Linked DNA regions of Homo sapiens: region 1 is linked to region 2. Evidence: read pairs that join two places in POLR2A ChIA-PET (ENCODE). Cell type or tissue: PC-9. All regions are shown on one strand. Each heading gives the region's core, and the rest is flanking DNA. Links, peaks and the distances in the headings are about the cores only. Region 1 overlaps SOX13 (SRY-box transcription factor 13). Region 2 overlaps ATP2B4 (ATPase plasma membrane Ca2+ transporting 4).

Evidence for each region. ChIA-PET counts read pairs that join two places held together with the same protein. Peaks named below come from ENCODE experiments on the same cell type or tissue, not always from the same donor. Only the 100,000 strongest peaks of a DNase experiment are listed, where the experiment ranks them.
Region 1: POLR2A ChIA-PET joins it to region 2 with 12 read pairs; 2 of 35 experiments call an interaction of 5 or more read pairs at or near these places.

What each region holds. Positions count from the first base shown.
Region 1 is chr1:204,100,472-204,105,843 of GRCh38, forward strand. All of the region lies in intron 1 of SOX13 (SRY-box transcription factor 13), which reads left to right. Among named protein-coding and RNA genes, the nearest start is that of SOX13, 30 kb to the left of the region's middle. In PC-9, for the core only: no CTCF peak of the experiment used is centred there; DNase peaks (open chromatin) are centred at 2,490, 3,060, 3,970 and 4,320; H3K4me3 peaks cover 2,841 bases; H3K27ac peaks cover 5,000 bases.
Region 2 is chr1:203,636,132-203,641,503 of GRCh38, forward strand. All of the region lies in intron 1 of ATP2B4 (ATPase plasma membrane Ca2+ transporting 4), which reads left to right. Among named protein-coding and RNA genes, the nearest start is that of ATP2B4, 12 kb to the left of the region's middle. In PC-9, for the core only: no CTCF peak of the experiment used is centred there; no DNase peak of the experiment used is centred there.

The DNA of each region.
Region 1 (5,372 bases), core at 295-5,294, 460 kb after region 2:
CTGCTTTGGGGATTGTTTGATGAGCATTATAGTAGATTAAGCTGCTTCTCCCCTTCCTTCCCTGCCCTTATTGAAAAGGCGCCAAAGCCAGGAAAAACAAACAGCCACCCATAAATAAAGAGGACCATGAAATAACAAAATCGAAAAAGAAAACTTGCTTTAGTGGCGGGCTTGGCTGACGATAGGGTAGATAATGGGAGAGGAAACGCAGCCTTTGGAGAGAAAAAGAACGGAACGCGTTGTTCACTGGAAGAATGAATGCTGCCTGAGGAAGAGCTGCTAAACTGGGGTGTCCGATGAGCGAGCCTGTGTTAGGGGAGCTGGTGGTGATTAGGCTTACATGAGGCATGAGTGTCATTCCACCAAGAACCCCTGGGATGGGGGACACCTTAGGCTTAAGCGGGCTGTGCCAACGGGAGGCCGGTGTGCCAGTCTGGCCTAGAGCCTTGGCTGCCATGATCATAGAGCTGCTGCTCACCTCCTCAAGGGCTGGCCAAGCTGGGAGCTGGATGCTTGAATCTCTTAGGGAGCCCCTAGACCTTCTGTCAAGGTATATATTTTTTCTGGAGTGTTAGGGAGACAATCCCAGGGAGGAGAGGAGGAGGCCAAAGTTGTTTGCTGACTGTTTGCATTCAAGGCTGTGCTCCTGTCAACACTGCCTGGTGGCTTTCTGGGTGAATGAAATTTACTGACTTCTCTTCCTTTCTTGTACCACTTACCCATCTGGATCGTGGACCCATTTCTCCTGCCTCTGCAATGAGTTGGGTGCCTGAGGTGGGAAGGGGAGAGAAACCTTTCCTGAGCCCTTGGGATCCCAGGATGCTGTGTGGAAGTGCCCACTTTGGGAGTGGGCTGTGGGCTCACAGATGGGTAGAGGCTGATATTTGAAATGCATTTAAGAAGGGCCTTAGATGGCTGGGCGCGGTGGCTAACACCTATAATCCTAGCATTTTGGGAGGCTGAGACAGGAGGATCACGTGAGCCCAGCTGTTCAAACCAGCCTGGGCAACATAGCGAGATTCCCTCTTTATTTAAAAAAAAAAAAAAGTGGCAGGAGGCCTTGGAAACATACTGGTTTGGGGCTGAGTGGTCTGGCTGGTAGAGGTTTCCTGGAAACACAGTCCTTCATTCAGCCACCACAATACTAAGTGCCAATCTGCTTTGTGCCAGGCATTGGGCTAAGTATTTTCTATATAATAACTTATCAGTTCTCTAGCAAGCATAAGAGGTAGGTATTGTTAGCCCCCATTTCAGACAATGAATCTGAGGTGTAAAGAGGTTAAGTCTCAAGTATTCACTGGGCTACCTAGAGCCCAGCTGCTTCCCAATTTTCCACCCTTCACCTCCTAATCTAGATGACAATGGTAAAATGCCCATTACAGTTGTTCATCACGGCTGTGTGCCAGGCACTGGGCTTTGCCTGTGTTATCTCGTTTACTCTTTGAAACCCCACTAGTGAGTATATATTACTATTTGCCCCAGTTACAGATAAAGGCAGGAGGGTCATTTGAGCCCAGGAGTTCAGGACCAGCCTGGGCAACATGGTGAGGCTGAGAGAGTTAAACTAGTTGGCTAGTTAAGACGGATGCTGGGTTTGAACCAATGCTGCGTGTCTCCCAGAGCCTCATTTCACCATGTACTATGAGGGCTTAGTCTACATGGCTTAGACTTGTCACAAAGCAAAAGCCGATAATGCCCAGCCCACCCCAGTACTGGGAGAAGGAGTGTTTGGCAAAGGTGAGATTTCATCAGCCTGGCGGGTAAACATGGCTGTTTGCAGACTAGTTGCGCTTGTCCTTTCCGCTGTCTGTAGTCATCCCTATGGTCCCCACCTTCCTCTCCCTCTGGGGTTGGCAGGAGAACGCAAGGGTTAATGATATAGCACTTCACCCTTGTGGGCTCCAGAGGAAATGAGGGAGCTCATGAGTTCTGCAGAGCTTTTGTGTCATCAGCCGGGGAAGGGAAGGCACCGTGGCTTGGCCAGATAAGCGGTGGCGCTGCGAATGTGGGGCTTCCTTGGCAGATTTGTAGCCTTTCCGCCTGTTTGCACTGTGGGGCACCTGCTGGGGCTTCCAGGGTGGTTGGGGACATCAACAGGGCATTCAGAAAACTGATAACCTAGGCTAGGGAGGGAGACCTACATGGAGCAGATGGAGGAGGAAGAGGGTGGCGGGCCCTGGTGTTCTGCAGGTGCATGTCTTCTGCTTGTTTGACCATGTGGGGGAAGGGGGTGGCGGTGGGTCAGGGAGCAAACATTTTTTTGATTTTCACAAACACCATCATATTCAGTCTTCTCTATCTCTATGGGGTAGGTGTTATTTGTTCCCATTTTAGAGATAGAGAAACTGAAACTTCCCCATGGCCACACATCTAGTGGTATATAATAGAGCCAGTCTTCAGACACAGGTCCATGTGACAAAGTCCTTTTTCCATTAGCCACACCAGGATGCCTCCCAGCAATGCTGGGTCATCACACCCACCCACCTGCCTCCGGAAGAGCTGGGCTGGCTGGGGAGGAGAATAGGGTGTGAGTCCTTCTCCCCCTTGCCCTGGGGGCAGGGAGGGAGAGGGACTCCTTCCTGCTTTAGGGCTCTTTCTCCTTACCTCCTTCCCTGAACATATATTCTGTACCAGATTCTGTAATTATACCTTATCTCTTACTCACAAAATAGTTCTTGGAATCTCTATTTTACACATGAAGAAATGGGGGTTTTGAGAGGTGAAGTCTTTCCCCCAACTTGCCAGAGCTGCCTGGGTTTCTTTTGACTAAGTTTTCCTTGGCTATGACTCAAGTCAGAAACAACTGCAATCCTGTAAGAGGTGAAGACAGTGGCCATTCTATCTCTGCTGGACCAGAGCCTGTTATTTTGCACCGAGGAGAGTGGCCAGGGCATCAGCTGATAAATGAAAGGATGTGGATTTAGACATCAGCGAGGCCTGAGTTCAAATGCTACTTCTGCTGGGCCCTCAGTAGGACGTTCTAGCCCCCGAGCCTTAGTCTTTGTAGTGTTCTTGTGAGGATTAAGCAGGAATGTGAATGAAGAGCCTTTCACTTAGTGCTTGCAGCCAAGTAAGTGCTGTAGCATTGCATGCTTGCTTTTTGCCTCCCATTCCTTTGGTCAGTATTCAGGGCTATCCCCCAAGGGGCCTTTGACATGGCCAGTCAGCCTCAGCTGCACAATTTCTGCATCTCCCAGCCCTAGGCTGGGCACTGTCCCTGCAGGAAGCCAGATGTGCTCACCTGTCCAGGACACAGGCTTGGCCTTGCCATTGGGAAACAAGGATGAGGCCTACCCCTGCCTTCTAGCACTGTTGGGGTGCAGGAGAACCTGGAGACAGGCTTGGGTTCTAGAGGCAGGAAGGCCTCCAGAGAAGGGCCTCCTAGAGACACTGTTGACCTCTTCTCGGTTTGGGACCTTCTGGAGGCACACATCACACTGGGAGCCTCAATGGCGCTTTCAAGCAGTCCCATCTGTCTCTTTCTCGACCCACTCACTGGGTTGGGAGAAGACTCAGGTGCCTCTGAGGCCTGAGGACCAGGTGGGAACATCACAGCTACAGTCTCTCCCTGGCCACTGTTTTCCTTTGTGCCCTTGGGCCAGGGTCAGCTGAGTCCCGGCAGCCACAGAAGCTCAGGCTGGACTGTGATTCTGTACCTGAGGTGCTGTGGGGAAGTGCCTCTTCTCCCATGCTTGGGAGTTGACCCAGCCTCTGTCTGATGTTGGCCACTCTACCAGGTGAATGCCACCCTGACCAGCCTGGAAACAGCCGAGGGAGTGTTGGCTGTGGCCCCCCTGAGCTGGGCTAGACCAGACCGGCCGTGCCCTGGATCTGATACCCCCCAGGGCTCACAGAGGCTGGAAAGGGTGAGAGGGACTCGCAGGAAAGCTTTGTCCCAAGCCTGCAGCCAGTCCAGCTCCCAGCTCTGAGTAAACATTAGAGATAGGATCGGGTGTAGCCAGGAAGGGTGGCAGGGTGTGGTCTGTGAGAAGAATGGCAGGATGTGGCACCGGGGCACTGTTCTGGGCACCCACGCCTTGGCCTATTGTTTAGGGCAGCCTGAGGTTCTCAGCTCTCTGGGGGCTTTCAGAGGAAGTGGCATTCCCCTGGGACTCAAGCCCTGCCCCACCCCTGCTGCATGGATCTCTTTCCCTGGTGATGCCCCTTGGCACCACCCACTCAGAGCAAGCTTGGGAGTGGGAGCCAGCAGTGGAGGGGGATTAGTGTGTGCCCAGCGGGGAAGTGTAGCCATTGGCCCTCTCAGAGGGTCTGCCTGTCTGTTCAGGCTTCCTGTACCCCAGGGTCTGAGTCACCCGTCATGCTACGATGACTGGAATTTATCTCTATCTTTATCTTCATCTAGATATTTTTTGTAGGGTGGGGGAAGGCTGTCGTTGTGGAGGGAGGAAGGACTGACAGTAAAAACTCCTTTGATTCCAATCCAACAGGGTCAGTTGTTGACTGGTTAGAAGAGGAAGTGGCTGGTGATTTGTTTTGGGCAGAAAGGGGCTAGGTTTGTGTGCGCCTGTGGGTTGGTGGGGTTCAGAGGGGCCGTGACAGGGCTGGTTGTGGGGAGGAGAGAGGAAGAGGATCGGCACCTGCAGCGGGCTTTGTCATATAAGCGCCATGCTTTGAGCCACTGTCCCTCCATGGAGGCGGGTGCCTCTCTATACCTTGTCTCAGGTGCTGGATTTGGGGGCCTCGGGGCCTGGTAGGCACAAGCTGAGACTCAAGGCTCTGCATGTCAAGGGCGAAGATGGCTGGAGCCCTCTCCTTAGAGGTCTTCACTTCTTAAGGATGCTCACTTGGGTGAGATAAGACCACAGAGGAAGAAGAATGGAAGAGGGATTGTGAGGTGGGTTCCTGAGAAGGAAGGGAGGGCAGAGCAGAGATGCCGCTTAGCGCCCCAGCTGGCTGAAGGCCTCTGACTCTGTATAATCTCTTTTTTTTTTGAGACAGAGTCTCCCTCAGTCACCCAGGCTGGAGTGCAGCAGTGCAATCTTGGCTCACTGCAACCTCCGCCTCCTGGGTTTGAGCGATTCTCCTGCCTCAGCCTCCTGAGTAGCTGGGATTACAGGTATGCACCACCATGCCTGGCTAATTTTTGTATTTTTAGTGGAGATGGGGTTTTACCATGTTGGCCAGGCTGGTCTTGAACCCCTGACCTCAGGTGATCAACCCGCCTCAGCCTCCCAAAGTGCTGGGATTACAGATATGAGTCCGGCCATTCTATACAGTCTTGAAGCAGTGCTGCCCCAAAAGCTGCGTGAACTCAACATCTCCTGACCTCAGTTTCTCTGTTTATAAAATGTGTTGAGGTTGGGCAAGAGAGGAAACTGGGCACGCAGGAGCACTTCCATCCAAGCGAGGGG
Region 2 (5,372 bases), core at 113-5,112:
AACAGCCCAGAGATTGTTGCTGACCAAACCTTTAGTGTCCCTTAGAATTCTCTAATTAGGTGATTCTGAAAGAAACCAGCAAGCAGTGCCTGCCTGGAGCCTTCATGCCTGAGCTAAGCAAGGCCTTCTAGGCACTCCCTTGGCAAGGGCAGCACACCTGGCTGTCCTGTCATTGACCCAAATCATTGTGCTACCCACCCCCGCCTCCCCATCCTGATCGTCGCTCTGGAGAGAGATTGAGTTTCCAGGATGGCTTCTCTCTCTCTTTTTCTCCCTCTCTTCTCCTGGAAACCCTGGGGCTAGGCCCTACATGACTCAGGGCTCTTTTTACGTAGGCTCATGTAGGTGACGGCTATTAATCCTTTAGTCAATTCCCCTTCTGTGTTGGTGAGGGAGCCTGAAAGAGCGGGAGCCAGGAAGTTGGAAGGGGGCAGACAGGGAGGAGTTTGTTCTAGTGGGCTGCCAGGCTTGCCAGAAGAGCACGGGACTGGGAGTCAGAAAACTGGTAATCTGGACTCTTGTCTGCTGTGTAACCTTGATTGAAGCAGGGGATATCTCTGGGCCTTCATCAACTGCACTGTTACATGAAACCAAGTTTGGACATACAGACATTCCTGATTCAAGACCCTCCTCTTCTATAGAAGACAAAGGAGTAAAACTCTCAATGCCCAAACCAAACTCTTTTATCACAGATAGAGTCTAGCACAATGTAACAATTTGCAGCCAAGTCCCATCCTTCTGCCCAGGATGACCAGGGGAAAAGAGGCCAAAAAGCATATGGCTTTGAACTGCCACCATTGATGTTTGGGAGTAGAACAGGTTCTAAGATTTCCCACCTCCACCTGCCGGGAACTTCAATTAGGAAGTACCTTCCAAGGCCGTAATTCTGCTATGTCCTAGGCCAGAAACTAAGGAATATTAGCTAGAGGTAGAGAAATTCAAACTTTCACAAAGTTTCCTAGGGCACATAATCCCCCCAAAAGTTATTATATTGAACCATATGAAAATGCCAATATACGGCTGGGTGCGGTGGCTCACGCCTGTAATCCCAGCACTTTGGAAGGCCGAGGCAGGCGGATCACGAGGTCAGGAGATTGAAACCATCCTGGCTAACACGGTGAAGCCCCGTCTCTACTAAAAATAGAAAAAATTAGCCGGGCGAGGTGGCAGGCGCCTGTAGTCCCAGCTACTGGGGAGGCTGAGGCAGGAGAATGGCGTGAACCCCCGGGGGGGGGCGGAGCCTGCAGTGAGCCGAGATCGCACCACTGCACTCCAGCCTGGGTGACAGAGCAAGACTCTGTCTCAAAAAAAAAAAAAAAAAAAGCCAATATACAACCACTTTTGACCTACAAAGGCAATTTCATGTAGCTCACCTAACAATATTATTCGACACTGGAATAATGTCAGTGGCATTACAGTCAGTGTTGTGAGCTGCAGAGATTAGGTTTTCATCTGAGCTGTGGGTTGGATTAGAAATTCAGGCAAAGTTGCCAGCTGCTAGGCCAGCTTACCCTCCTTGCCAATCCAGACTTTCAGCCCTAGAGGTAGACATGTTGGCAGAGCCCTTGTTTGGACTCTGGTTGAGATTCTAGCATTAGCCTTCCTGGCAACTGGCCAGGGAAGCTGCCCAAGGTAGAGAGGAATGTATCATCCATCTATAGTCTGCTTTTCTTGTGTCCCAAATGCCCTGCTTCCTATCTTGGGAGCTGAAGACGGAGGAAAATTTAAGAAAGGAGGAAATGGAAATACTGGCCCTATTCATCCTCTGTCTAGTGGGATACAAGAGCGGGAACACACACTTGAAATCTCATCTGGTGCAGGGACACATGACCTAGTGATGGCTGGTAACTGCTAATAGGATGGCTGGGGGCTGAAGGGGTCTTAGTGGGAATGGGGAGACTAGAATTTGGCAGGGCTCAACTGGAAATTATTCATGGAGGAGGTGATTGCCAAACAGGATTTTAAAGAGAAAGGACAGATTTGATGGAGGAGGGGAGGGGAGATGGGGAGGAAGGGGTGTGCTGCTACCACCCGACTGAGGACACTCAGAGCATCCTGGAGAATCGGATACTCTGGCAGGTGAGGGAGGCTGTCTGATCCCACTCGCTGGAAGGCCTCCAGCCTTTGTCTGAGCCAGTACCGGTACTGTGGGCAGGATGGCATCTGGCCTCAGCAGCGGCCTGCCACCTGTCTGCTTTCCTGGCACTTATGGACCATTAGGATGATTTTTTGATGTTTTCTCCCTGCTGTCCATATTACAGCCTTCTTTGTGGGGAGCACTCGTACGACATCTGTTAGGATGCAAGGACAGGCACAGCAAGCAGCAAGCATCCATTCCAGGAGCTTTCTGACCTTGTACAGGGGAGGACGGTCACCAGGCTTTGGGCTTGTCACCAGGCTCATTTTACTGAGACAGAGCATTTGAGATGGACAGAGAACTGGCACCTCGAGACTTGCCCAAAGACACTGGGTTAGTTTGAGGCAGAGGTGGGGGTACAGCCTAGTTCTCCCCACTCCAAGACTGGGACCTCGACCCCATCACTGCAACACTGTGTGACCAGATCAACACCAAACTTCCCTGGTTCCCAATGTCTCTACCCACATGGCAGAGAGAACTATCCCCGTCCCTCCAAGGTTGATGTGAGGTCATGTGCTAGGAGCAGTTTGGAAGACAGATTCTAGAAACCATAAAGGTGCTGGTGGCATGATTGTTACTGTTGCTGTTATTATTAACAATTAAGGTCATTAGCACACAGAAAATGCAAAGAAGTATTTGGCACTGCCCGTATCACCGTGCAGCTCCTAACAGTCCCCTCCATGGCTCCTCCTCGCACACTGGGCCTTGAGCTGAGAGAGGCAGAGTAATTGAGAGGGGAAGCAGAAGTCCTGGGAAGAGGTGTGCAGAGATCTCCTCCTGCCGGGGTATTCTTGGCCCTACGCTTTCCTCAGGGTGTGCCTCCTCCAAAAGGTCAGAGGAAGTGCAGAGGGGAAGGAGGGGAAGCACTATTAACTCCATCCTTCCTTAGCAGCTGACTAAGTCAGGTTGGCTGCTGAGCTCTGATTTGGGATCTAAGAGTCAAGAGGGCGGGGCCACCATAATGTGACAGCACAGGCTGATTTGATTGCCAGAGCCAATCTGTCATTCATTTGCTTGTTCACTTATCCATTTATTTATCCAACAAACATGAAGCGAGCACAGACCATATGCCAAGCACTATGTTAAGGGTTTGGGAAGAAGTGGTATCCGGGAGGCAAAGGAAGGGCTCAGCATCACTGATGTTAAGCTCAGGGATGATTGTCCCAAGCCTGGGGACTCACAGCAAGCCCCGCTTGTTGGTAGTGCTCTAGGGAGTTTGCATCTGTTTCCCTGGAGAGCACATTTAACCCTTGACTTCAGGGAGGTAAGATCTAGACCCGACGCACAACTGAGCTGGTAGGGGCCTTAGATATCATTGCAGGGCAGCCCCTGGTGTTAGCAGTGAGACCATGGCCTGAATGGTAAAGGGCTTGCGCTTGTCCTTTGCTGAAGAAAGCCTTCTCCTGGACCAGGGCATGGTGCCGAAGCTGGGTGTGGGTCCAGCCTGGTTTATTCAGCCGCTCGGTTGGCCTCCCAGTGTTACCTGACTTTACCATCCCCTGCTTATATCCGGAGCCTCTGCCTCTGATGGGGTGGAGATGTTCTGTTGCTGGGATGCCCAGAGGAATCCAAATGGTACTGAGAAATAGAACAATACCTCTCCAGAGAAGCCCTCCAGTTCCTCCTCCAGTCTTTACCTCTCATTTCAGCCTCTTAATCCCTATTTTCAGAGGCAATGTGGTATAAAGGATAAAGGAGTGGATTTAGCTTCAGTTGGTACATGCTGTACACATCTGCACCTAGCCTGAGTTTTGCCCTCTTTAAAGTTTGTATAATATCGCCTTTCATTACTTACCCCATAGAGTGTTATGACAGACAAATAAGGTATTGTAGGTAAAAGCATCCCATAAACATTAAAGTGCTAGATATACGTAAAGCTTATTATTCCGGTGACCCCCTCTTCCTATTCCCCACTCTTCATCTCAGTTCCTTCTCTTGACTGCCCAACCCCTTGACCCCACTCCCAAGAACATCCTCCTGTTCTCTGTGTGTTCCCACTCCTGCTCTCACTGCATCCTCCCTCCTTGCTTAGATCAAGATCTAAAACACTTGTTGCATCCTTTTTTGAGACAGGGTTTCACTCCCATCGCCCAGGCTGGAGTACAGTGGCACAATCATGGCTCACTGCAACCTCAACTTCCTAGGATCAGGTGATTCTCCCACCTCAGCCTCCCTTGTAACTGGGACTACAAGTGCGTGCCACCATGCCCAGCTAATTTTTTTTTTTTGAATTTTTAGTAGAGGTGGGGTTTCGCCATGTTGCCCAGGCTGGTCTCAAACTCCTGGTCTCAAGCAATCTGCCCACCTTGGCCCCCCAGAGTGCTGGGATTAGAGGTGTGAGCCACTGCACCCTGCTCTTGTCACATCTTAAATAACAATGACATTGGTAGAAGTAATAATCGAGCTAACATTTATTATTTATGTGATAGGTATTAAACTTGAATCATCTCATTTAATATTCTCAGTGAACAGTGAGGTCGATATTAGCATTGTCTTCATTTTCCACATGATAAAGATGTTCATAAACCATAAGGCTAAGATGCACCCTTAGTTTAGCCCATTTATAGATTTCCTCTTTCCATGGCTGAGTGACTGACTGGTTGACAAGAACATGGGAAGTTTCAACAGCATTTATTGAATGTCGACTAAATGCCAGATGCTTCCAAATTATGTCACAACAACCACCTTCTGAGACAGGTACAGGCTTTTTCTTGGAGATCATCTGGTTGTGAGAATAGAAGCCTACTCAGAGAAGCAAAAGTAAAAGGGAGCTTTATTAGGCCATTACAGGGAAATAGCACAGAACTTAGGTGTGGGAAGTGTAGCCCCTCTGTGAGCCACACCTACATCCTGGAGCTGTAGCACTCTCTTCTTCACAGATGGGCTCCTGCTCTTTCATCCACAAGCACAGGACCCATTGTGGGTGAACCAGGCAGTAGGTTCCATCTGTCAGTCCATGTGGCCTTCCCACTTAGCTCTCCGAAGTAAATTAACTCGGTCTCTCAGTCCAAACGCCAACAGATGCTGATTCCAGCTTAGATCTGATGTCCTCTGCACTCCAGTGATCTGTGGCTTGTGGCAGGGGAGGGAGACTAATCAGGCCTATCTTTTTCATCAGGTCTAGGGGTGGGAGCAGACATTTCTAGAGGGAAAATTCATTGGCTTTAGGTTGATTCAACCCAACTACATTCTTCACCACACCAGACTCTCTCTAGGATATCTTAAAGATAATGCT